Regions from separate parts of the Mus musculus genome. Here region 2 is linked to region 1. Evidence: chromatin loops called from intact Hi-C (ENCODE). Cell type or tissue: left cerebral cortex. All regions are shown on one strand. Each heading gives the region's core, and the rest is flanking DNA. Links, peaks and the distances in the headings are about the cores only. Region 1 has its middle 20 kb from the start of Pate1. Region 2 has its middle 19 kb from the start of Pate4.

Region 1 (12,621 bases), core at 2,653-10,652:
GCTCAGGAACAGATGGATTTAGTGCAGAATTATACTAGGCCTTCAAAGACCTGATACAAATATTCTGCAAGCTATTCCATAAAATATAAAGAGAAGGAACAGTTCCTAACTTGTTCTATGAAGCCACAATTACTTCAATACCTAAACAACACAAGGACCCAACCAAAAAAAGAGAACTTCAGACCAAACTTGCTTGTAAATATCAATGCAAAAATACTCAATAAAATTCTTGCTAAATGAATCGAAGAACACATACAAACCATCATTCACCACAATCAAGTAGGCTTATCCTAGGGATACAAAGTTGGTTCAATATACAAAAATGCATTAATGTAATCCATTATAAAAATACAAAGAAAAAATCAAATGATCGTCTCCTTAAATGCAGCAAAAGCATTTGACAAAAATACAACACCCTACCAGTCTGTCTGGGCCTGTGCCCAAATCAGACCTTGGGGACAACTCTGAAGCAAGACCCACAACACCCAGAGTCAGCTCCACTCCCAGGCACTCCAATGCACCCAGGATCAGAGGATCAGAGGTGACGAGGACACTACATGTGTCCCCAACACAGGGAGTAACTAGGACTAGCAGAACCTAGGCACACAGGAACTCTGCCAGACCAGTGGCATGGGTTCCTTCCAGTCTGTCTGGGATGGCGACCTTAGCAGACCCTGGGGACAAACTCCACAGCTAGCCCCACAATACCCAGAGGCAACTCCACTCCCAGGTGCTCTACCACACCCAGGATCAGAGGATCCCAGTACCCCAGGAGCTTGGTCACACCAGGATCTCAAGGTCCCAAAGGCAGCTTGACTCCAGGAGCTTGGACAAACCCAGGATGTCAGGATCACAGGATCACAGAATCACAGGATCACAGACAGAGACAGCTTGACTCAGAGGAGTTCTGACACAACCAGAATCAAAGGAATAACATGCTCCAGTCAGACATATCCAGGGAAGGTAGCACTAGAAATAACCAGATGACAGGAGATAAGAACATAAGCAATAGAAACCAAGGTTACTTGGCATCATCAGAACCTAATTTTCCCACCAAAGATAGTCCTGGACACCCCAACACACCAGAAAAGCAAGATTCAGATATAAGATCACTTTTCATAAAGATGATAGAGGACATTACGAAGGACATAAATAACTCCCTTAAATAAATATAGGAAAACAAAGATAACAACTAGAAGCCCTTAAAGAGGAAACATACACACACACACACACACACACACATACACACACACACACAGACACACACACACACACACACACACACACACACACACATCCCTTAAAGAGTTACAGGAAAACACAATCAAACAGGCAAAGGAGAGGAACAAAACCATCCAGGATCTAAAAATGGAACTAGAACAGTAAAGAAATCACAAAGGGAGACAACCCTGGAGTTAGAAAACATAGGAAAGAGGTCAGGAGTCATAGATGCAAGCATCACCAACAGAATACAAGAGATAGAAGAGAGAATCTCAGGTGCAGAAGATTCTATAGAAAACTTTGACACAACAGTCAAAGAAAATGCAAAAAGCAAAAAGATCCTAACCCAAAACGTCCAGGAAATCCAGGACACAATGAGAAGACCAAACCTAAGGATAAGGGGTATAGAAGAAAGTGAAGATTCACAACTTAAAAGGCCAGAAAATATCTTCAACAAAATTATAGAATAAAACTTCCCTAACCTAAAAAAAGATGCCCCTGAACATACAAGAAGCCTACAGAATTGCAAATAGATTGGACCAGAAATGAAATTCCACTTGTCACATAATAATCAAAACACCAAATGCACTAAACAAAGAAAGAATATTAAAAGCAGTAAGGGAAAAAGGTCAAGTAACATGTAAAGGCAGACCTATCAGAATTATACCAGACTTCTCACCAGAGATTATGAAATCTAGAAGGTTCTGGGCAGATGTCATACAGACCCTAAGAGAATACAAATGCCAGCCCAGGCTACTATACCCAATAAAATTCTCAATCACCATAGACAGAGAAAACAAGATATTCCATGACAAAACCCAATTTACACAATTCTTTCCACAAATCCAGCCCTAAAAAGGATAATAGGCGGAAAACACCAATACAAGGAGTGGTAATACACCCTGGATGAAACAAGAAATAAGTCTTTCGACAAACCCACACAAATATAATTCTACCTCTAACAAGAAAATTAACAGGAAGTAACAATCACTTTTCCTTAAGATCTCTTAATATGAAAATTAGTATTACCAACATATCCTAATAGATTCAAATTCAAAAATATGAGGTTTTAGAAATTTGTCGGCTGTCATCCCATGGTCTCTCTAATTTGGTAATGGGAGAAATAGGTCCAATATTGTACAATCAATGTACACTTTCTGCTTGTTTGTACATGACAGGGTCTTTCTGTGTGCCACATAATGGTCTGGAAATCATGTTTCTTCTATCTCTAATAGTATGATTGTTTATTTGATGTTTTTTTGCTGTACTATGGTTTTCAGAACAGCTTGCATACTTCAAAATTATTTATACAGCCAATAGAAATGTAGACAATTAATTTGGGAGGTGGCTTGTAAGAGAACAGCAAAGATTGAGTCTGAAGGTTTTGCTTGATATTTATAATTATTGTATCAATTTTGAAGAAGAGGACTTTATAAGTTACTCTTATTCTGAGATGAATGCTTTTCAAAATCATTATAGCCAATGATCTTAACCTCATCTAACGTCTGTGCCACCCTCCAAGCAGAACCATTGTTCATTGAAACAGTTGATGAATGGCTTCATGGATAGACCACACACCATTTCTTAAATGAATGTAACCTGTTCCCTGCGGGATGAGAGTGATGACAATCACTCAATTCAAATAGCTTTGACCATAGCCCGAAATCTATATCCAAAAATTATGCCTACAATTGATTCCTTGGTCCAGAATTGTCAACTCATAGCTAATCTACTATGGAGGTAGAATCCTTTGGTGATGTGAGGGACATTCAAGTACAGTCTTATTACAATGAACTCCAATCTCCAAAAACTGTTCTTATTTTGTGTTTGTACCACAGTCAGAGCTAAGATTTTAAGGTCTACTAAAAACAAAACAAACGAACAAAAAGACTTTAGCAATTTATGTTCATTTTAAAAAATTATTTTAAAAAAATGAAATGGCAAGGTCAAAGGGTATGTAAATACACTGTTATATAACTTGACCCTTTTAACCTATTAATATATTATAAAAGCGTATAAAATAATACAACTCCTCTTAATGTTAAAATTATTGGAGAGATCAGGAATTCAAGGCCCATACCTAAACATAATAAAAGAATTTTCCTGCAAACCAATAGCCAATATCAAATTGAATGTAGATATACCTGAAGCAATCCCACTGAAATCAAGGACAAGACAAGGATGCCCTCACTCCCCATATCTATTCAATGTAGTAATCGAAGTGCTAGCTAGAACAATAAGACATCAAAAAAAGATCAAAGGGATACAAAGTGGTAAAGAAGAAATAAAGGTATCACTATTTGCAGATGATATGATAGTATACATAAGGGACCCAAAAATTCTACCAAAGAACTTCTCCAGCTGATAAACAACTTCAGCAAAGTGGCCAGATATAAAATTAACTCCAATAAATCAGTAGCCTTCCTTTATACAAAGGATAAACAGGCTGAGAAAGACATTAGGGAAACAACTCCCTTCACAATAGCCACAAATTATATAAAATATCTTGGGTAACTCTAGCCAAACAAGTGAAATACCTGTATGACAATAACTTCAAGTGTCTCAAGAAATCATAGAAGATATCAGGAAATATAGAGATCTTTTATGCTCATATATTGGCAGAATCAACATAGTAAAAATGGCCATCCTACCAAAGGTAATCTATAGATTCAATGCAATCCCCATCAAAATCCCGACACAATTCTTCAAATACATGGGGAAAACAATTTTCAAATTCATCTGGAAAGGTTAAAAAAAGAAAGAAAGAAAAGAATAGCAAAAAAACAATTCTTAACAATAAAAGAACAGCTTGGGGAATCACCATTCCTGACCTCAAGCTCTGCTACAGAACAATAGTAATCAAAACTCCATGATACTGGTACAGAGACAGATAGGTTGATCAATGGAATACAATTGAAGACCTAGAAATAAAACCGCACACTTATGGTCACTTGATCTTTGAAAAAGACACCAAAATATGCAGTGGAAAAAAGAAAGCATCTTCAATAAATGGTGCTGGTCTTACTGGCTGCCTGTATGTAGAAGAATGAAAATAGACCCATATTTATCACCTTGCACAAAGCTCAAGTCCAAGTGGTTCGAGGACCTCAACATAAAATCAGATACACTGAATCTAATAGAAGAGAAAGCAGGAAAGAGCCTTGAACTCATTGACACAGGTGAAATTTTCTAAACAGAACCCCAATGACTCACACTTTAAGATCAAGAATTGATGAATGGGAACCCAGGAAACATAAAAGCTTCTGTAAGCCAAAGGACATAATAACACAAATCAGCAACCTACAGATTGAGAAGAAATCTTCACTAACTCACAAAATATATTTTAAAACTCAAGAAGCTAACCACCAAAAAACAAACAAACAAACAAACACCCAATCAAAAAACGGGGTATAGAACTAAACTGAGAATTCACAGAAGAGGTATATCAAATAACTGAGAAGCACCTAAAGAAATGTTCAGTCCTTAGTGATCAGAAAAATTCACATCAAAACAACCCTGAGATTCCACTTTACACCAATCAGAATGGCTAAGATCAAAACCTCAGGTAACAGCACATGTTGAAAAGCATGTGGAGAAAAAGGAACTCTTCCATAGCTGGTGGGATTGCAAACTGCTACAACCACTTGGAATCAGTTTGAAGATTCCTCAGAAAATTGAAAATAGATCTACCTGAAGACCCAGCTATACTACTCTTGGAAATATACCCAAAAAGATGCCCCACCATGCCATAAGGGTACATGTTCCACAACATTCATAGTGTCCTTGTTTGTGACAGCCAAAAACTGGAAACAACCCAGATGTTCCATAACAAAAGAATGGATACAGAAAATGTGGTTCATTTATACCATGGAATACTACTCAGCTATTGAGAACAAAGACATCCTGAGTTTGCAGGCAGATGGATGGAACTAGAAAATATCATGCTGAGGTAACTCAGACCCAAAAGGACATTCATGGTGTGTACTCATTAGTAAGTTGATATTAGCCAAAAAAAAAAGGGGGGTTCAGGATACAGGCTACAGAACTCAAAAAGGTCAACAAACAAAGGGCCCAAGTGAGAATGCCTCCTTCCTACTTGGGAGGGAGAAGAAAGCAATCACAATCACAAGGGGGGACGAAGGGAGGGACCTGGGAGTTAAAGTGAATGGGGAGCAAGAGTGAAGAGGGGAACATGATCTGGTATTGGGTGGAGGAGGACTGAAGCCCTGAGGGCCAACAAAAATAATGGAAACAGGCAATCTTGGGAGGTAGGAGGTTGGAGTGACCCTCTAGAATATACCAGAGACTCTCAGGACTCAAAAGGAGGCACCTTAGATGAAATGCCCTAGAGTGTGGAGAGAGAACTTGTAGAGCCCACCTCCAGCAGAAAGACAGGGCATCAAGTGAGTGAATGGGACCTATCATGGCTGCCCTCTGAAAGGCAGCTGAATGAGTTAGATACAGATATTTGCAACCAACCAATGGACAGAAGCTGCTGACCCCTATGGATAAATTAGGGAAAAGCTGGAAGAAGCTGAGGAGGGGGGGTAACCTCTGTAGGAGAACCAACAGTCTCAATTAACCTGGATCCCCGAGACCTCTCAAACACTGGACCACCAACCAGGCAGCATACACCTGATGATATTAGTCCTCCAACACATATACAGCATAGGACTGCAGGGTCTGTGTTCAGTCAGAGAAGATGCACCTAACCCTCAAGAAGCTGGAGGCCCCAGGGAGTTTAGAGATCTGGTGGGGTGGAGGGAGGGAAGGTAGGGACATCCTTGTGTAGACAGGGGCAGGGGGGAGGTATGGGATGTGGAACAGTCAGAGGCAAGACCAAGAGAGGGATACAATCTGGAATGTAATTAATTAGGTAATTAATTAATGATTAAATTTTTTAAAAAGAATAAAAACCTCAAAGTTGAAAAAAAGGTCATATCGCTGATGAACATACATTTTTTAAATCCTTAATGAAATATTTGCATATAAAATATAGACATATGTCAAAAAGATTATCCACTATGACCAAGTTGGTTTTATCTCTGAAATTACAGGGATGGTACAACATATACAAATGAGTAAAAGTAATAGAGAACACAAGTGTATTTAAGAAAAATATCACATGACTATCTCAATAGATACAGAAAAGTCCTTTAACAAAATCCAATGCCAACATCTTTATGATAAAACTCCTAGAGAATGTAAGGCTAGCAGAAATATATTTCAGCATAATAAAAGCTACCCACAGATTACATTATCCTAAATGGAGGAAAGCTTAAAGCAATCTCACTGAAGTTAGGAACAAAAGAGAGAGAAACACTATTTCCCTTCCTTTTCAATATTGTGCTCAAAACACTAGGTGGGGCAATAGAGCAAGAGAAAAAGATTGAGAGTCAGGGAAAGAATTCAAACCATCTCTATTTGCAGATGATATGTATACATTAAAAATCCCAAAAAGTCTACCAGAAAACTTCAAGAAATGATAAACAAATTCAACAGTGTGGCAGGATACAGAATCAACTTGCACAAATCAATAGCTTTTTCTATATACCAAGATCAAACATACAGAAACAGATTGTAGACTCGCTCCTATGCACCATTGCCTCAGTGAATATGAAATATCTAAGAAAAAAACCCAACCTCTACAATGAAATTGTTAAGCTTTTGAAGAGAGATGTAGAGACAGCCAATGGGGGTGGGTGGGTATGGGGGACTTTTGGTATAGCATTGGAAATGTAAATGAGCTAAATACCTAATAAAAAATGGAAAAGGAAAAAAAAAGAAAAAAAATGCATTCCATACCCATGTATTCATAGAAAATAACATGAAAATGAACACTTACAAGAAGTTATCTATACATTCAATGCAATCCAAATCAAAATCCCCATCTTGTTTTTCACAGAAATGGAAAAAAATCTAAAATTCATATGGAACCAAAAAAGACCTCGGATGGCCAAAACAATCCTGAACAACAAAAATGAGCATGTCTAAATTCTGCTACTTAATATTTAACAAATATGACAAAAGCTAGAAAAATAATTCAGTTTCAACAAATGGTGCTAGGAAAACTGGATTTCCACATTCAGAGAAATGACATCAGACCTGTATCTACTACCTTGAAAAAAGCCTAACCCCAAATGTATCAAAGACTTAATATAAAAGCTGAAACACTGAAACTTCTGGAAGAAAACATAGACAGCATCCTATATGATACAGATATAGGAAAGGACTTTCTGAAGAGGATTTAAATTGCTCAAGAATTAAAACAACAATAGACAAATGAATTTATAAATATAAAAAGCTTATGTACAGGATGAGCGAGCAGACTGCAGAAGCGACACAGCTTCTGGGACAGGCCCTGTTTTGGGCTGCAGACATCCGGGCACTTTCTCTACCAGAGGAGAGGTGGCCTCCCAGGAGGGCTCTGACCTTCAGAGCAGGTGAGGGAGCCATCATGTCTCCCAGGTCCCTCTGAGACCAGTCTGCGCAGGTCAGCTCTCCGACTATGGAGGGTGAACGAGCGGACTACAGAAGCTACACAGCTTCTGGGACAGGCAGAAGCAACACAGCTTCTGGAACAGATCCCATTTCAGGCTCCAGACATCCAGGCACCTTCCCCGACAGAGGAGAGGAGACCACCTGGGAGGGCTCTGACTGGCGGAACAGGTGAGGGATCCATCTTGTCTCCCGGGTCCCTCTGAGACCAGTCTGTGCAGGTGAGCTCGCAGACTGCAAAGGCAGCACATGTTCTGGGAAAGGCCCTGTTTTGGGTCATAATCTTCAGCCAGAAGTCAGGTCTGAACACCAGACCTATGCGGGCCTTCCCTGCAAAAGAGAGCTTACCTGAAGAGAGTACTCTGACTACTGAGACTCAGGAGAGAGCTGGACTCTCAGGACTGCTGAGAGAGGCTAACAGAATCACAGGAAGAACAAGCTCTAGACAGAGACAACTATAACAACTAACACCAGAGATTACCAGATGGTGAAAGGCAAACATAATAATCTTACCAAAAGAAACCAAGACTGCTCAGCATCAACAGAAACTAGCACTCCCACCTCAGCCAGTCCGGGATACCCCAACAAACCCGAAAAGCAAGATTTGGATTCAAAATCATATCTCATGATGCTGGTAGAACACCTTAAAAAGGGCATTAATAACTCACTTAAAAAAATACAGGAGAACACTGCTACACAGGTAGGAGTCCTTAAAGAATCAGAGAAAAACGCTGCTACACAGGTAGAATTCCCTAAAGAGGAAACACAAAAATCCCTTAAAGAAATACAGGAAAACACAACCAAACAGGTGATGGAATTGAACAAAACCATACAAGACCTAAAAGGAGAAGTAGACACAATGCAGAAAACCCAAAGGGATACAACTCTGGAAATAGAAACTCTAGGAAAGAAATCAGGAACCATAGATGCAAGCATCAGCAGCAGAATACAAGAGATGAAAGAGAGAATCTCAGGTGCAGAAGATTCCGTAGAGAACATGGGCACAACAATCAAAGAAAATGCAAAATGCAAAAAGATCCAGGAAATCTAGGACACAATGAGAAGACCAAACCTACGGATAATAGGAGTAGATGAGAATGAAGATTTTCAACTTAAAGGGCCAGCAAATATCGTCAACAAAATTATAGAAGAAAACTTCCCAAACCTAAAGAAAGACATGCCCATGAACATACAAGAAGCCTACAGATTTGACCTTAGTACAAGGAGATAAGTATGGATCGATTCGCATTCTTCTACATGATAACAACCAGTTGTGCCAGCACCAATTGTTGAAAATGCTGTCTTTCTTCCACTGGATGGTTTTAGCTCCCTTGTCGAAGATCAAGTGACCATAGGTGTGTGGGTTCATTTCTGGGTCTTCAATTCTATTCCATTGGTCTACTTGTCTGTCTCTATACCAGTACCATGCAGTTTTTATCACAATTGCTCTGTAGTAAAGCTTTAGGTCTGGCATGGTGATTCCGCCAGAAGTTCTTTTATCCTTGAGAAGACTTTTTGCTATCCTAGGTTTTTTGTTATTCCAGACAAATTTGCAAATTGCTCCTTCCAATTCGTTGAAGAATTGAGTTGGAATTTTGATGGGGATTGCATTGAATCTGTAGATTGTTTTTGGCAAGATAGCCATTTTTACAATGTTGATCCTGCCAATCCATGAGCATGGGAGATCTTTCCATCTTCTGAGATCTTCCTTAATTTCTTTCTTCAGAGATTTGAAGTTTTTATCATACAGATCTTTCACTTCCTTAGTTAGAGTCACGCCAAGATATTTTATATTATTTGTGACTATTGAGAAGGGTGTTGTTTCCCTAATTTCTTTCTCAGCCTGTTTATTCTTTGTATAGAGAAAGGCCATTGACTTGTTTGAGTTTATTTTATATCCAGCTACTTCACAGAAGCTGTTTATCAGGTTTAGGAGTTCTCTGGTAGAATATTTAGGGTCACTTATATATACTATCATATCATCTGCAAAAAGTGATATTTTGACTTCCTCTTTTCCAATTTGTATCCCCTTGATCTCCTTTTGTTGTCGAATTGCTCTGGCTAATACTTCAAGTACTATGTTGAAAAGGTAGGGAGAAAGTGGGCAGCCTTGTTTAGTCCCTGATTTTAGTGGGATTGCTTCCAGCTTCTCTCCATTTACTTTGATGTTGGCTACTGAAACTTATAGAGGAGAAAGTGGGGAAAAGCCTTGAAGATATGGGCACAGGGGAAAATTTCCTGAACAGAACAGCAATGGCTTGTGCTGTAAGATCGAGAATTGACAAATGGGACCTAATGAAACTCCAAAGTTTCTGTAAGGCAAAAGACACCGTCAATAAGACAAAAAGACCACCAACAGATTGGGAAAGGATCTTTACCTATCCTAAATCAGATAGGGGACTAATATCCAACATATATAAAGAACTCAAGAAGGTGGACTTCAGAAAATCAAATAACCCCATTAAAAAATGGGGCTCAGAACTGAACAAAGAATTCTCACCTGAGGAATACCGAATGGCAGAGAAGCACTTGAAAAAATGTTCAACATCTTTAATCATCAGGGAAATGCAAATCAAAACAACCCTGAGATTCCACCTCACACCAGTCAGAATGGCTAAGATCAAAAATTCAGGTGACAGCAGATGCTGGCGTGGATGTGGAGAAAGAGGAACACTCCTCCATTGTTGGTGGGAGTGCAGGCTTGTACAACCACTCTGGAAATCAGTCTGGCGGTTCCTCAGAAAACTGGACATAGTACTACCGGAGGATCCAGCAATACCTCTCCTGGGCATATATCCAGAAGATGCCCCAACAGGTAAGAAGGACACATGCTCCACTATGTTCATAGCAGCCTTATTTATAATAGCCAGAAGCTGGAAAGAACCTAGATGCCCCTCAACAGAGGAATGGATACAGAAAATGTGGTACATCTACACAATGGAGTACTACTCAGCTATTAAAAAGAATGAATTTATGAAATTCCTAGCCAAATGGATGGACCTGGAGGGCATCATCCTGAGTGAGGTAACACATTCACAAAGAAACTCACACAATATGTACTCACTGATTAGTGGATATTAGCCCAAAACCTAGGATACCCAAGATATAAGATATAATTTGCTAAACACATGAAACTCAAGAAGAATGAAGACTGAAGTGTGGACACTATGCCCCTCCTTAGATTTGGGAACAAAACACCCATGGAAGGAGTTACAGAGACAAAGTTTGGAGCTGAGATGAAAGGATGGACCATGTAGAGACTGCCATATGCAGGGATCCATCCCATAATCAGCATCCAAACGCTGACACCATTGCATACACTAGCAAGATTTTATTGAAAGGACACAGATGTAGCTGTCTCTTGTGAGACTATGCCGGGGCCTAGCAAACACAGAAGTGGATGCTCACAGTCAGCTAATGGATGGATCATAGGGCTCCCAATGGAGGAGCTAGAGAAAGTAGCCAAGGAGCTAAAGGGATCTGCAACCCTATAGGTGGAACAACATTATGAACTAACCAGTACCCCGGAGCTCTTGACTCTAGCTGCATATATATCAAAAGATGGCCTAGTCGGCCATCACTGGAAAGAGAGGCCCATTGGACTTGCAAACTTTATATGCCCCAGTACAGGGGAACACCAGGGCCAAAAAGGGGGAGTGGGTGGGCAGGGGAGTGGGGGTGGGTGGATATGGGGGACTTTTGGTATAGCATTGGAAATGTAAATGAGTTAAATACCTAATAAAAAATGGAAAAAAAAAAAAAAAAAGAAGCCTACAGAACTCCAAATAGACTGGGCCAGAAAAGAAATTCCTCCAGACACATAATAATCAGAACAACAAATGCACTAAATAAAGATAGGATATTAAAAGCAGTAAGGGCAAAAGGTCAAGTAACATATAAAGGCAGGCCTATGATATATAAAGAACACAAAGTATTTTACTGGCTAAAGACTGGCTAGGAAAATCGTCATTATTCCTAGTAATTAAAACAATTTTGAGATTTTATCTTATCTGTCAGAATGACAATATCAACAGAAGAACCACCACTAAGTGCTGTCCTGGATTTGGAGAAGAGCAAATCTCATTCACTGTTGGTGGGATTCCATAGTGATGCAGTCACTCTGAAACTCAATGTGGAGAATTCTCAGAAAACTAACAAATCTACCATGTAACCCAACTATTCCACTCCTTCACATGTGTCCAAAACATTCAACATCTTACTCCAAAGAAACTTGCTCAGCCATATTCATTGCCACTCTATTTACAGCACCTCTTCAAACAATGAATACATAATGAAAATGTGTTACATAGACACTATGGAATACTATTCAACAGTAAAGAAAAATGAAAACATGAAGTTTGCATGTAAATAGATGCAACTCCGAAAAATCATACCAAGTGCAGTAACCCATACACAGAAAGGCTAATACTACATGTTCTCTCTTACTTGAGGCTCCTAACTCCAAATCTTCAGATGTGAGAAAATAATATACTAGAGGAACCACAGAAACCAGGAAAATAAAAGGGGACCATTGCTGGGGGTGTACTAAAGAAGCATAACCCCTAACTACACTCTAAATATCTCTCCTTATGCCCACAGATAAATGCAGTCTTCACCCCTCATCAAGAAAACTTCCCTTTGCAACAGAAACAATTAATCAAAGTGCTCAGCTCCAATTAATGTATCTATCTACAAACAACTCCTGTATCTAAGGCTCAGTGATCCTTGTAGAAGAGGCAAAAACAAGACTTAAGGGCCAGATGATCAATAGTTTTCTGTGAAACTGTGTCTCCTAGAAATGCCTGAAGCTCTGCACATAAATTCTCACCAACCTGAGTGCCTCAATATGATCTGAACAAGAGCAACAGCAATAGACATGCAAATATGAATGTGGGTGAGGGA
Region 2 (12,621 bases), core at 2,232-10,231, 110 kb after region 1:
TCTCCTATCTTCCCAGAGATTGAAAACTGAGGAAGAAAGCTGAAGGTTCTAAATCTCAATCACATATTGCTTTGTTCCCCATGACCAATCCTGATTCTAGTCATACCTCCAAATCATCTCCCCAGGATAAACTCGGGTGTGGCTGAAGTCCATTATGAATAGTGAAAGATGTAGAAATGTTTCAAGAATTGAGAACCAACGGCCAGATACCATAACAGAAGGTATTCCTGTTATTTTTATCACTTAGGAGATCACAGAAGTTTTTTGTTTGTTTGTTTGTTTGTTTGTTTTTGTACCAGAAGCCAAGCACAAATACAAAATAAACTACTCTTCAAGTTATGGTGGGAAACACTCCCAACAGACCTACTACTCCAAGCTGGAAACATCATGCAGATAAAAATGAACATAATATGCCTAGCCTAATGACCAGCATTGCTTATGTAGTGGTTTAAATATGGTTGGCCGATAGGAAGTGGCACCATTAGGAGGTGTGACCTTGTGGGAGTATGTGTGGCCATGTTGGAGGAAGTTTGTCACTGTGGGTGAGGGCTTGGAGGTCCTTCAGATCAAGATGGAGAACTCTCAGCTCCTCCAGCACCTGCAGTCTGCCTGTAAACTGATATGCTTCCCATTATAATGACAATGGACTGACCCTCTGAAACTCTAAGTCAGTCCCAATCAAATTTATAAACTAACTTTATAATAGTTTCTGTGGTCGTGGTGTCTTTTCACAACAGTAAAATCCAAACTAAGACATCTCATTTATCTTCTGAGTGTGGTGCTAGCTGGAGGCTACAAATTCCTACTACTGCTCAGCACTAAAAAAACAGTATTAAACTTTGTGTCATTCACCCAGAGAAAACATATTCAATATTCAAAGTTTGATATCTATTAAATATCATCCTCTGACATCGTCATAAAGTCAAAAAAATCTTAAGTTGAACAATAATGCATGAGAAACTATTTGTACGGATTTTGTGTTGTATCTCTAGACACACTGTTCTGTTCTATTGTCTATGTGCACTGTGGTCTAAATATGTCAAAATTCATATGTTGAAACCTAGTTAGCAACATAATAATAGTTAAGGGGGGGGACTATATCCTAAGAGTAGGGTTTATATGAGCAGGGATGGTAGTCTTATAGAAGAATCCAGAAGGAACTTTTGTCCTTTCTACTATGGCAGAACTCAGCAAGAAAACACCACCTGCAAAAAAGTGAACCATAAGAATGTTTGCAACCTTGCTGTCCCTTGATCTTGGACTATCCATCCTCCAGAACTGAGAGCAACAAATGTGTGCTATCTATATTACATATGCCCTGATATTCTGTGACAACAGCTCAAGCTTTTTAAGGTAATTTTATTTTAAATAACTACTATACCATTTTATCACTAAGGCTCTGAGGATGTCTTCTATATCTGATTAAACACCCACTTGCAGTGAATCTCTTTGTCTACTGCCAGGTTCTGTGTTACTGTGACAAAACATATGATAGAAATTTAAGGGTGGGGGCTGGTGAGATGGCTCAGTGGGTAAAAGCACCCAACTGCTCTTCCAAAGGTCCGGAGTTCAAATCCCAGCAACCACATGGTGGCTCACAACCATCTGTAACAAGATCTGAAGCCCTCTTCTGGAGTGTCTGAAGACAGCTACAGTGTACTTACATATAATAAATAAATAAATCTTTAAAAAAAAAGAAATTTGAGGGTGACAAGATTTATTTGGACTCACAGTCTCAGAGGATTTGGTCCATAGACCTTTGAATCCATTGATGTGGGGACAATATAACACACGGCATCATGGTACCATGAATAGTATGGTAACCGAGATCTATTTATCTCACTATGAACAGTAAGCAGATCAAGAGACAGGAAGAGTCAAGATACAGTTACTCCCAATTACCTGCCCTGGTAACCTAGTCATGAATATATAAGTCCATATAGGGCATTTTCTATTCATATGGACAGTTTCCTTCTTGCCCATTATTGCTGTCTTCTTAGTTTAGGGGAATAACTAACACTAAAGGCCTTAGAAAAAGTCATTAGAGGCCTATTAGAATAGAAGTGTCTTTAAAGTGTGTGTGTGTGTGTGTGTGTGTGTGTGTGTGTGTGTGTGTGTACAGAAAGAGACAGAAACAATGTAGTTGTGAGTTGTTCTATAATGGGACATCAATGCCCTTACTAGACACAACAAATAAAAATGCAGCTGAACAAGGAGACAGGTTTAGCTAAGCTTATAGGAACGGTCTCTGAAGGGTAGCAATTTTAAGGCTGTAAACATCCTGGGGAAGAAAGATATAGTGGACATTTTCTGTATATACTGTCAACATCCACACATGGACCAGAGGAAGGCTTTGCTGTCCTTCCAAGCCCCACCTTGGGTGTCTTAGTCAGTGATATATTGCTATGAAGAGACACCATTGTAGTTGATCTTAGTTACTTTGTGGTTTCTTCTTTTATTCCACCCTTATTCCCCCCAATTTTGCCCCCATCATGAGATAGGAGGTAAAGAAGGATAGAGGGGAGAAAGAATGATAGAGATTCTTGAACATAATTTCTTTCTTCTTTTTTCTTTGAGCACAACTACTAACGAACTGTAACCAACCTCCCTGAATGGCCAATAGCCACCAAAGGATCCCACCTATCAGGGCTTTAGCATTTATATAACCTCTGAAAAGTTCCCAGAATTCCAAATGTCACATAATCTCAAAAACTATCTGCAGCTGCAAAAACCATGCCTCTGATAGAGCACAAGGCAAATCATAGTCAGCTGCTGTGAAGCAAGCCCATATCACCACACCTGGGACTAAAATGAAAACATATGCTTATATTTCTGTGTTTTTTTTAAGAAACCAAAATTCCAGAATTCTCATCACACACTGTGACCACAGAAACTCTTATTAATTGGGGCCTGCTTAGAGTTTCAGAAGTTGATTCCATTGTAATCACAGTGAAAAGCATGGTCAAATTCAGGCAGATATGATACTAGAGAAGTACCTGAGAATTCTACATGCAGATCCAAAGGGAGCAGGAAGAAAGAGACTCTGGGCTAAAATGGGCTTTTTGAAACCTCAAAGTCCAACTCCAGTAATATACTTCCTTCAACAGGTCACATGTCCTAATTCTTTCAAATAGTGCACACTCCCTGGTGACCAAATATCCAAATCTATGAGCTTATGGGGGTCATTCTAATTCAAGCACTGGGGTAGGGATGAAAGAAAGGTGAAATTTCAAGACCTGTAAGTCATATAAAGTACTCAGAAATGGCTGGTTGTTTGTAAGCCCTTTACCCCATAAAAACCCCTAACTTTGAGCCTTGGGGTCGAATCCACTGTCTCCTGCATGAGATACATTTCGACCCAGAGCTCCGCCATTAAACTGCCTCATGTGTTTACAGCAAGAAGGATTCACGTGTTTCTTTGGGTGCGCTCTCTCTCCTGAGACTAGAGTAAGGGTCCCCGAAAGGGGGTCTTACGGGGAGGCTTTGCCATTTTCCCATAGGTCTGAAGCTAAGGTTCTTGACATGGCCAGCTCATGTCAACAGCACACATTCATTTGAGGCTTCTACCACGCCCCACAAAAGAGATTATTTAATAATATCTGGAGCTGGTGAGATGGCTCATTAGTTAAGAGCACTTGTTGCTCTTGCAGAACACCAGTGTTTGAGTCCCAGCACCCACATCCATATGTAATTCCAGTTCGAGGGGACCTGATACCCTCTACTGGCTACCATGGGCACCAGGCACACATGTAGTGCACAGATATACACACAGGCAAAAGACATCTATACAAATGTTTTTTTTTTAAATTGAAGTTACATGTTAAAGAAAAAACTGAGTTACATATGAGTGAGAGGCCAAATTAAAGCATGTTTACAATGTGTATATAGCAGAAAAGGAAGGCTGAAAAGGCAACCTTAAATTGTTGGGTCTTTTTTTAATAATCATCAAATTAAATGTGGGGGAAAAAGCAGAAAAGGAAAATTAGCAAAGAATACAGGTAGAGCTGGAGACATGGCTCTGTAGGTAATGTATCTGTTCATAAACATGAGAAACTTGGTTCAATTCCCTAGAACCCATGTAAAAGCTGAGCTGCCACACCACCTCCAGTAGGATCTGTGTGACAAGTTCCACAGACTGAGGCGATTGACCTCAAAAGGGGGAGGCCTCCTGGAACCGGTTGTGGAACTCTTCGCCAGAGAAAAAATATTGAGCCATAGTTCTCACAGCAATCTATCTGTGTTGTTTTCTCTTATTCCTTTTCTTATTTACATGTTCCTGGTAGCCTAGGCCAAGATTTTAAGTGAGAATAATGTGTAAGAAACCATCCCTAGAGATGGGGGTCACTAAAATGACCTTATCCCCAGGGAAACCAACGCTTTACTTTTTAAATCATTTACAAAACTTTTATGATAGATAAAAATTTTCCCAACAATAAAATTTCATATGACTACATGTATGTCATCAGAGGTGGGTTTTGGTATATGGTAAAGAAAGCCTTAATTAGAAAAAAATAAAGTAGTTTAAGTTTACATATTGAAGATTTACAAAAAAAAAAAAAAAAATCAGGCATTAGATGTTAAATAGTAATTGACCATGGAGCTAGAGAGTTAGTTCAGCAGTTAAGAGCACTGACCGTTAAAGATTTATTAACCTGCTCCTGGAAATAATGCCACTAGCCTTGGACAACAGCCCCCACTGAATACATCCTTTTAGAGTTGTTATATTATGATGATATTACCCGTTCTGTTTGTGATTCACTGAAAACATAGTTTCAGAGTTGTAATGCTTGGATAATTTTTGTGCTTTACTGTGCCAAATGATTTTTGTTGGTATTTGTGATTGTTTCATTGGTTATAGTTTCTAAGGGATGTAATGTTTGGTTTTTTAATGTATAAAGTCCCCTACTTGAGAGCTGCAAAATACACTCAGATTCAAACTGCCTCTGTGTTTGTTTCTGTTTGTCACCGCTGAATCCTTAACTAGTTTCAAGGACCCTCAGTCCAGGGACCCCCATACCCAACTGGGGTGTTCTCTGGCACTGAGCATCATGGTGCATTGTCTGTAACCCCAGGGCTCTAGTGGAATCAGCGAGATCCTGGGAGCCCTCTGGCCAGCTATTCCAGCTGAATGAGGGAACCTGAGATTCAGTGAGAGACCCTGTCTCAAAAGCTAAGGTGGAAAACCAGAATCAAACTCTGACTCCATGTACTTTTTATGCATATATGTATGTATGTAAGTATGTATGTATGTATGTATGTATGTACATATATGCATGCACATACTTGTATACAGAGAGAAAGAGAAGTACAAAAAAAGAAAGTAGAATGATAAATTAATTTTAAACGAGGTAGCAAATTATAGCTAAATCAATAAAGCTGGATTTGGGGAATTTTTAAGATTTGTAAACCTGTTAGATTTCTAGAGAGATAATCACAGAGAAGGAACGAAGGCATAAAACAACTACCTGTGGATGTTTCCTGATGGGTAGCAAAGGCAGAGTTACCACTGCACATAGGATTAAAATTGCTACTCAGCTGCCTTGGAGGGGAGATCTCCTGGGTGGTTACAATGGAATCACAAGGAAGGGAGACAGTGTGAAATGATACACTATGAAGAAACACAGTCATTGCTGGGTTTGAAAATAATAAATCATTAACATAAAATCGTCTTGAGCCACCAAGTTTACAGAACCTTCATTGTTAGTCTCCCTGGTTTTTCATCCTCTTACTGTGCAGACGCACAGAGCCATCTCCTGGAGACTCTGCTCACTACAAGTCTTCCTGGCAGAAACTTCAAAAACAGGAGAGGATATGGTAGAGTGAGTTGAGATAAATTTGTTACTGTATCTTGCAAAAAGGTAGTTTATTTGGGGGTAGGGGACAGTGTTTTTGCAGAGGTGGTTAACTGGGTGGACCTTTAATGTAACAACAAATATCCTTAAAATACTTAAAAAGAAGACACATCTCCTAGACCTGGAGGCTGCCTTGCTGAACATTGTGCTAGAGATGAAAGTAATAATCTAATTAACCTCTCTCTCTCCTCCTCCCTCTCTCTTGCCCTCCCCCGTGTCTGTCTCTGTCTCTATCTATCTCTCTCTGTCTCTCTGTCTCTCTCTGTCTGTCTCTCTCTCTCTGTCTCCCTCTCTCCCTCCCTCTCTCCCTCCCTCCCTCCCCATTCCTCTCTATCAGCCATGGGGTCATACCAAGGGCCTGTCACAAGTTAGGCACCTTTTCTAACACTAAGCACTTTGCTGCACCCCTCAGCCCTGTTCTGATACCTTTTGACGGCTGATTGTGACATCCAAGACTCAGTAGGGAAATAGAGACAAGATGTTTGTAAGTAGAGACAAGCGTACACAATCTACAGAGAGAGGTAAAGGTTATGTGCAAACGGCCAAAACAGGTTTTACTCTGAAAACCAGAACCACTCGGGCAGCCAGTGTGAGTTAGGGTATCGGAGAAATGGCTTTTCCCCTACCACCTCCTGAGTTAGGCTATGCTAAGAATATTTTCCTCTGTAGCCACAAGGGGGGAGCCTTTTAGACAGTGAGAAAAGAGAATTAGTGTTGTTTTAAAGAGACAAGTTTTGAACTTCTCTATTCTCTGCCCCCTTGCACGGATTTACTGTGCAGATGACTGGCTCATGACACTGGACATCATGGTTCTTATGACGCTGATGTTCGTCAAGATCTCCTTATTATTCTGCCATGTTTGTCAAGGTCCCCATATTCACTAGAAATAATACTCACTACAGGCTTTTCACACAAATTAAATACTGTATTCCCTACCCCCCCCCCACTTTGTTTGAAATCAGCGGCCTAAAGAAGTTATCTGAACCTCGATGGCACTCAAGGATGTGTGGTGTTGTGACCCCTTTTTGTCTACCACTACATTCCATTTACTAAGAAATCTAACTTGCTTTTATGTCCTTAAGAAGACACAATCCCTGGAGGAATTTTTAGGGTCACTTATATATACTATCATATCATCTGCAAAAAGTGATATTTTGACTTCTTCCTTTCCAATTTGTATCTCCTTGATCTCCTTTTGTTGTCGAATTGCTCTGGCTAGGACTTCAAGTACAATGTTGAATAGATAGGGAGAAAGTGGGCAGCCTTGTCTAGTTCCTGATTTTAGTGGGATTGCTTCCAGCTTCTCACCATTTACTTTGATGTTGGCTACTGTTTGCTGTAGATTGCTTTTATCATGTTTAGGTATGGGCCTTGAATTCCTGATCTTTCCAAGACTTTTATCATGAATGGGTGTTGGATTTTGTCAAATGCTTTCTCCACATCTAACGAGATGATCATGTGGTTTTTGTCTTTGAGTTTGTTTATATACTGGATTATGTTGATGGATTTCCGTATATTGAACCATCCCTGCATCCCTGGGATGAAACCTACTTGGTCAGGATGGATGATTGTTTTGATGTGTTCTTGGATTCGGTTAGCAAGAACTTTATTGAGGATTTTTGCATCAATATTCATAAGGGAAATTGGTCTGAAGTTCTCTATCTTTGTTGGGTCTTTTTGTGGTTTAGGTATCAGAGTAATTGTGGCTTCATAGAATGAGTTGAGTAGAGTACCTTCTGTTTCTATTTTGTGGAATAGTTTGTGAAGAACTGGGATACAGAAAATGTGGTACATTTACACAATGGAGTACTACTCAGCTATTAAAAAATGAATTTATGAAATTCCTAGGCAAATGGATGGACCTGGAGGGCATCATCCTGAGTGAGATAACCCAATCACAAAGGAACTCACACAATATGTACTCACTGATAAGTGGATATTAGCCCAGAAACTTAGAATACCCAAGATATAAGATACAATTTGCTAAACGCATGAAACTTAAGAAGAACGAAGACCAAAGTGTAGACACTTTACCCCTTCTTAGAATTGGGAACAAAACACCCATGGAAGGAGTTTCAGAGACAAAGTTTGGAGCTGAGACGAAAGGATGGACCATCTAGAGACTGCCATATCCGGGGATTCATCCCATAATCAGCTTCCAACCGCTGACACCATTGCATACACAAGCAAGATTTTGCTGAAAGGACCCAGATATAGCTGTCTCTTGTGAGACTATGCTGGGGTCTAGCAAACACAGAAGTGGTTGCTCACAGTCAGCTATTGGATGGATCACAGCCCCCCCCCCCGCCAATGGAGGAGCTAGAGAAAGTACCCAAGGATCTGCAACCCTATAGGTGGAACAACAATATGGACTAACCAGAACACCCCCCCACTCGCAGAGCTAGTGTCTCTAGCTGCATATGAATCAGAAGATGGCCTAGTCGGCCATTGGTAGAAAGAGAGGCCCATTGGTCGTGCAAACTTTATATGCCTCAGTACAGGGGAATGACAGGGCCAAGAAGTAGGAGTGGGTGGGTGGGGGAGTGGGTGGGGAAGCGTGTGGGGGACTTTTGGGACAGCATTGGAAATGTAAAAGAAATAAATACCAATTTAAAAAAAGACACAATCCCTTTGTCATGTCTCATAGGGTATTAATGGTCTCTCTTTAAACTGTTCTGCTTCATGCATAACCCATATCCTCTTTCAGGAAGGCTAGAGGACAAAGAGGGATGTCTTAGGGTTTTACCGCTTTTGAACAGACACCATGACCAAGACAACTCTTAGAGGTTCAGTCCATTATCAGCAAGGTAGGAACATAATAGCATCCAGGTAGGCATGGTTCAGGAAGAGCTGAGAGTTCTACATCTTCATCTGAAGGCTGCTAGGAGAACACTGACTTCCATACAGCTAGGAGGAGGGTCTTAAAGCCCACGCCCACAGTGACACACCTATTTCAACAAAGCCACACCTACTCCAACAGGGTCACACCTTCTAATAAGTGTCACTCCCTGGGACAAGCATATATAAACCATCACAAGGGGTTTGTTGCCTGAGCTGGTCATATGCCTCCCAAACAGAGTGTTCTCTGTAGCACATTCCAAGAAATAGTGCCTGTCTGTGGACAAGCTGTATCAGTCAAGTTCCTCTGGAAATAGAATGGAGCATACACAAAATAGGATTCTTATTTTTCTTCAAATTAACAGGTATGTAACCATCATATGTAAGTGATGAGTTAGAAGGGTCCTTTACTTACTTTAAATATATATAAATATATATATTTACTACATACATTGTAAAACCAAAAGATTTTGGTTATAAGATAAAATATCAGTTCATTGAGAAATATATTCAGTTACTTCAAATACATCCCACTAATCAAAGTATCAGTAAATCCATACTATCAGTAGATTCAGTACAAATTTTTGGCTCACTGAATGTTAAGCATGTAAATTTTGTTCTGTGCCTTTAGGAAATGTATGATGATGTTCTTACTCAGTTAACATAATGTTAGTGAGAATTTTGGTTTCTTTAAAATCCCAGTTATGGAGCAGTGTGAAAAAGCAGCAAGGACAACCCCGGCACGGACCAAACCCGCACGCCACTGTATACCCGTGTTCAGTGCCGACGTCCTCTGCTGCCACCATGCCCAAAAGAAAGGCTAAAGGGGATGCTAAAGGAGACAAAATCAAGGTGAAGGACAAGCCACAGAGAAGATCTTCAAGGTTGTCTGCTAAACCTGCTCCTCCAAAGCCAGGGCCCAAACCTAAAAAGGTCCCTACAAAGAAGGGAGAGAAGGTACCCAAGGGGAGGAAGGAGAAAGCCGACACTGGGAAGGATTCAAATAATCCTGCAAAAAATGGAGATGCCAAAACAAGCCAGGCACAGAAAGCTGAAGGTGCTGGAGATGCCAAGTAACGCGTGTGCATTTTTGATAACTGTGTACTTCTGGTGACAGTACAGTTTGAAATACTACTTTTTATCAAGTTTTATAAAAATGCAGAATTTTGTTTTACTTGTTTTTTTTTTTTAAGCTATATTGTTAGCACACAGAACACTTCATTACTGGGTGGGGGAAGGATCATGTGTCAGTAACAAAATCTCTCCCAAGCTGGATTGAGGACAGAAAAACTCTTTCCCTGATAATTTTGAAAGGCTCCTGTTGGCTCCCAGGAGAGATATTCTGGTCTTGACCTAGGTGGCCACCAAGGCACAACAATGTCTTGTGGTCTGGAAAAACTATAAATTCAGTTTTATATCCTCTTCCCCCCTGTACTATCAACATAGACTTAATTCCCTAAAAACCAGAGACCTGTTGGAACCTGGCCTCCAAAATTGGTTTTCCAGTCTATTGGGTGATGTGGACTTTGCAGTGACTTCATCAAGTGTTCTCAGAAGAGCACTGGTTCCTTTTATAAAAGATTGTAGATCAGCCAGGCATGGTGGTGCACAGCTTAAATACCAGCACTTGGGAGGTGGAGACAGGTGAATTTCTGAGTTCGAGGCCAGCCTGGACTACAGAGTTCCAGGACAGCCAGAGCTACACAGAGAAACCCTGTCTCAAAAAAAAAAAAAAAAAAAAAGATTGTAGATCTTCAGATTGATAATTCTGCCACATTCATTTCCTGAAAGTCAGGGTCAGCTTTTGAAAAGTTGTTAAACAACATCCTTAATGTGAAATGTCAACTCTCACTCTAAGCTACTTCCCCCTTTTCAAAGCATTGGATGAAGAAAGACTTCATTGGGTTTTATAGTGGCTTTCTGATTCTGGTAGTCTATACAAAAAGGGAATTTGGAAGTTCTTGTATATTGTTGATTGTCTGGCCATGTCCTGCCTGAAAAACCATGATTGTTTATGCAAAGTACCTTTAATAAAGCTGGTTACAGTTAAAAAATAAAGTAAAATCCCAGTTATATCCTAGGTATGGAATAAGAGGCTGCTTCACAGCAAGTGATTATGATTTGCCTGGTGCTCTAGCAGGGATATGGTTCTGCCAGCTTCAGATAGTTTCTGTGATTGTGTGACATTTGAAATTCTGGGAAATTTTGAGAGGGTGTAAATGCCAGAACCACAAAAGGGGCCAGGCACACTCTGCGGAGGCTGCTGCTTCCTCTGCTGCTGCTCCCTTTGCTGCTGGTGGTCCCTGTCACTGTGGTTTGTCAAGTGGCCATGATCAAAGAGATAAGAACAAATTGGAGATATCCTGACTACAAAGATTAGACTTGCCCCAAGGAATTCAATGCCAATAATCAGCAGGAAGTAGTCTCTTTAAAGAGGTCTAAACTTGCTTTCCCCTCTAATCTTTTTCTCCTACCTAGTGTTGTAGGGTTGAAAAGGATTAGAGTGGAGTACAGATTGGAAGTGTAGTAGGTATAAAAATCCAATAAAGTAACCAAAAAAAAGCATGTCTACAACAATACATGGATTTTTGTGAACCATGAATTTTCTAATTGACTTAGATTCATTTTCTAAACATAATTCATTTTCAAAACGATTTGTTTTTAATTTTATGTATATGTGTGCACATGAGTTTATGCACCTGTGAATGAATATGCCTGAGTCCAGAAAAGGGTGTCGGATCTCCTAGAACTGACATTAAATATGGCTGTGAGATGGCCAGGGTGGGTGGTGGGAACCAAGCCCATGTACTCTTCCTCAAGAGCAGTACTCTTAACCACTGACCCACATCTACAGCCCTATAACATGATTTCAAACCACCAAATGTAAATTCCACTGCAAACTATATTATGTAACGCACATTTATCTGAGTGAACTTCTATTTTAAAAATCATATCATTTCATTTGTATTCTCCATATATATACTTGTGTAAAAAAAAACAGAACTCATACAAAGGAAAATTATAGATGAAGAAATATCATTCAACAAAAAGTGGCAAGTGACTGCAATCTTCGGAGGCAGATTACAAGGCATTCTGCTTAGTGTGGAGGAAATCTGTTCATGCTTTCAAAGACTGTCATTTGAAAATGTGCAGTATGCAATAACATGTTGACAGGTTTGGCGTATCAAAGGCTGTGTCGTGAAGACAAAGTAGCAGGACAGAAAAGTAAACTTGTGTTCTCACCAACAATAAGCTTTTTAAAAGTTACAAGTCAGATTCTAATTAGACCAAGTCGGTTACTCAATTCAGATTATAAACACTCATTACATAGTAGCATTTTTAACAACAAGAAGATTATACTGATGGTGAGTTTATTAAGCAACTTATGAACAGCATAAAAAGATATAATGTATATATGATGTTGAATAGGTATGGCCCCCACAGACTCATGTTTTTGACTGCTTGGACCATAGGGAGTGACACTACTAGGAGGTATGGCCTTATTTGCATAGGTATGGCCTTTTTGGAGGAAGTGGAGGCAGTAACACAGTTTCTCCTTGCTGCCTGTGGATCAAGATGTAGAACTCTTTGCTTTGCCTCCAGGACCTGTATGTTGCCATGCTTCCCAACATGAAAATCATGAACTAAATCTATGAAACTATAAGTCATCCCAAATTAATGCTTTTCTTTATAAGAGTTCCCTTAGTTATGGTGTCTCTTCACAGGAATAGAACTCAGATTAAGACAATGTGCCTAGTTAAAAATAAGTAATATTCATAAAAAGCAGTTTGTTTCATCAGACACTGGCTGGGTGAATTGAAGAAGATAAAAAAAAAAAATCTATCAAACAAAATTTGCCATTTATGCTCTGGTAGTAGATGACACTGTAGCTATAAATGCTGCTTACTTTCCATTTTTATAGCATCACTGA

What was found. Hi-C counts contacts between places; a loop is a spot of excess contacts. Peaks named below come from ENCODE experiments on the same cell type or tissue, not always from the same donor. Only the 100,000 strongest peaks of a DNase experiment are listed, where the experiment ranks them.
Region 2: a loop joins it to region 1, with 8 times the contacts of the local background. A loop is called at or near these places in 9 of 42 quality-filtered maps.

What each region holds. Positions count from the first base shown.
Region 1 is chr9:35,701,422-35,714,042 of GRCm38, reverse strand. No RefSeq gene overlaps it. Among named protein-coding and RNA genes, the nearest start is that of Pate1, 20 kb to the right of the region's middle. In left cerebral cortex, for the core only: a CTCF peak has its summit at 6,585; a DNase peak (open chromatin) is centred at 6,594.
Region 2 is chr9:35,586,224-35,598,844 of GRCm38, reverse strand. It overlaps the pseudogene Gm10105. Among named protein-coding and RNA genes, the nearest start is that of Pate4, 19 kb to the left of the region's middle. In left cerebral cortex, for the core only: CTCF peaks have their summits at 5,753 (motif pointing left) and 6,545 (motif pointing right); a DNase peak (open chromatin) is centred at 5,746.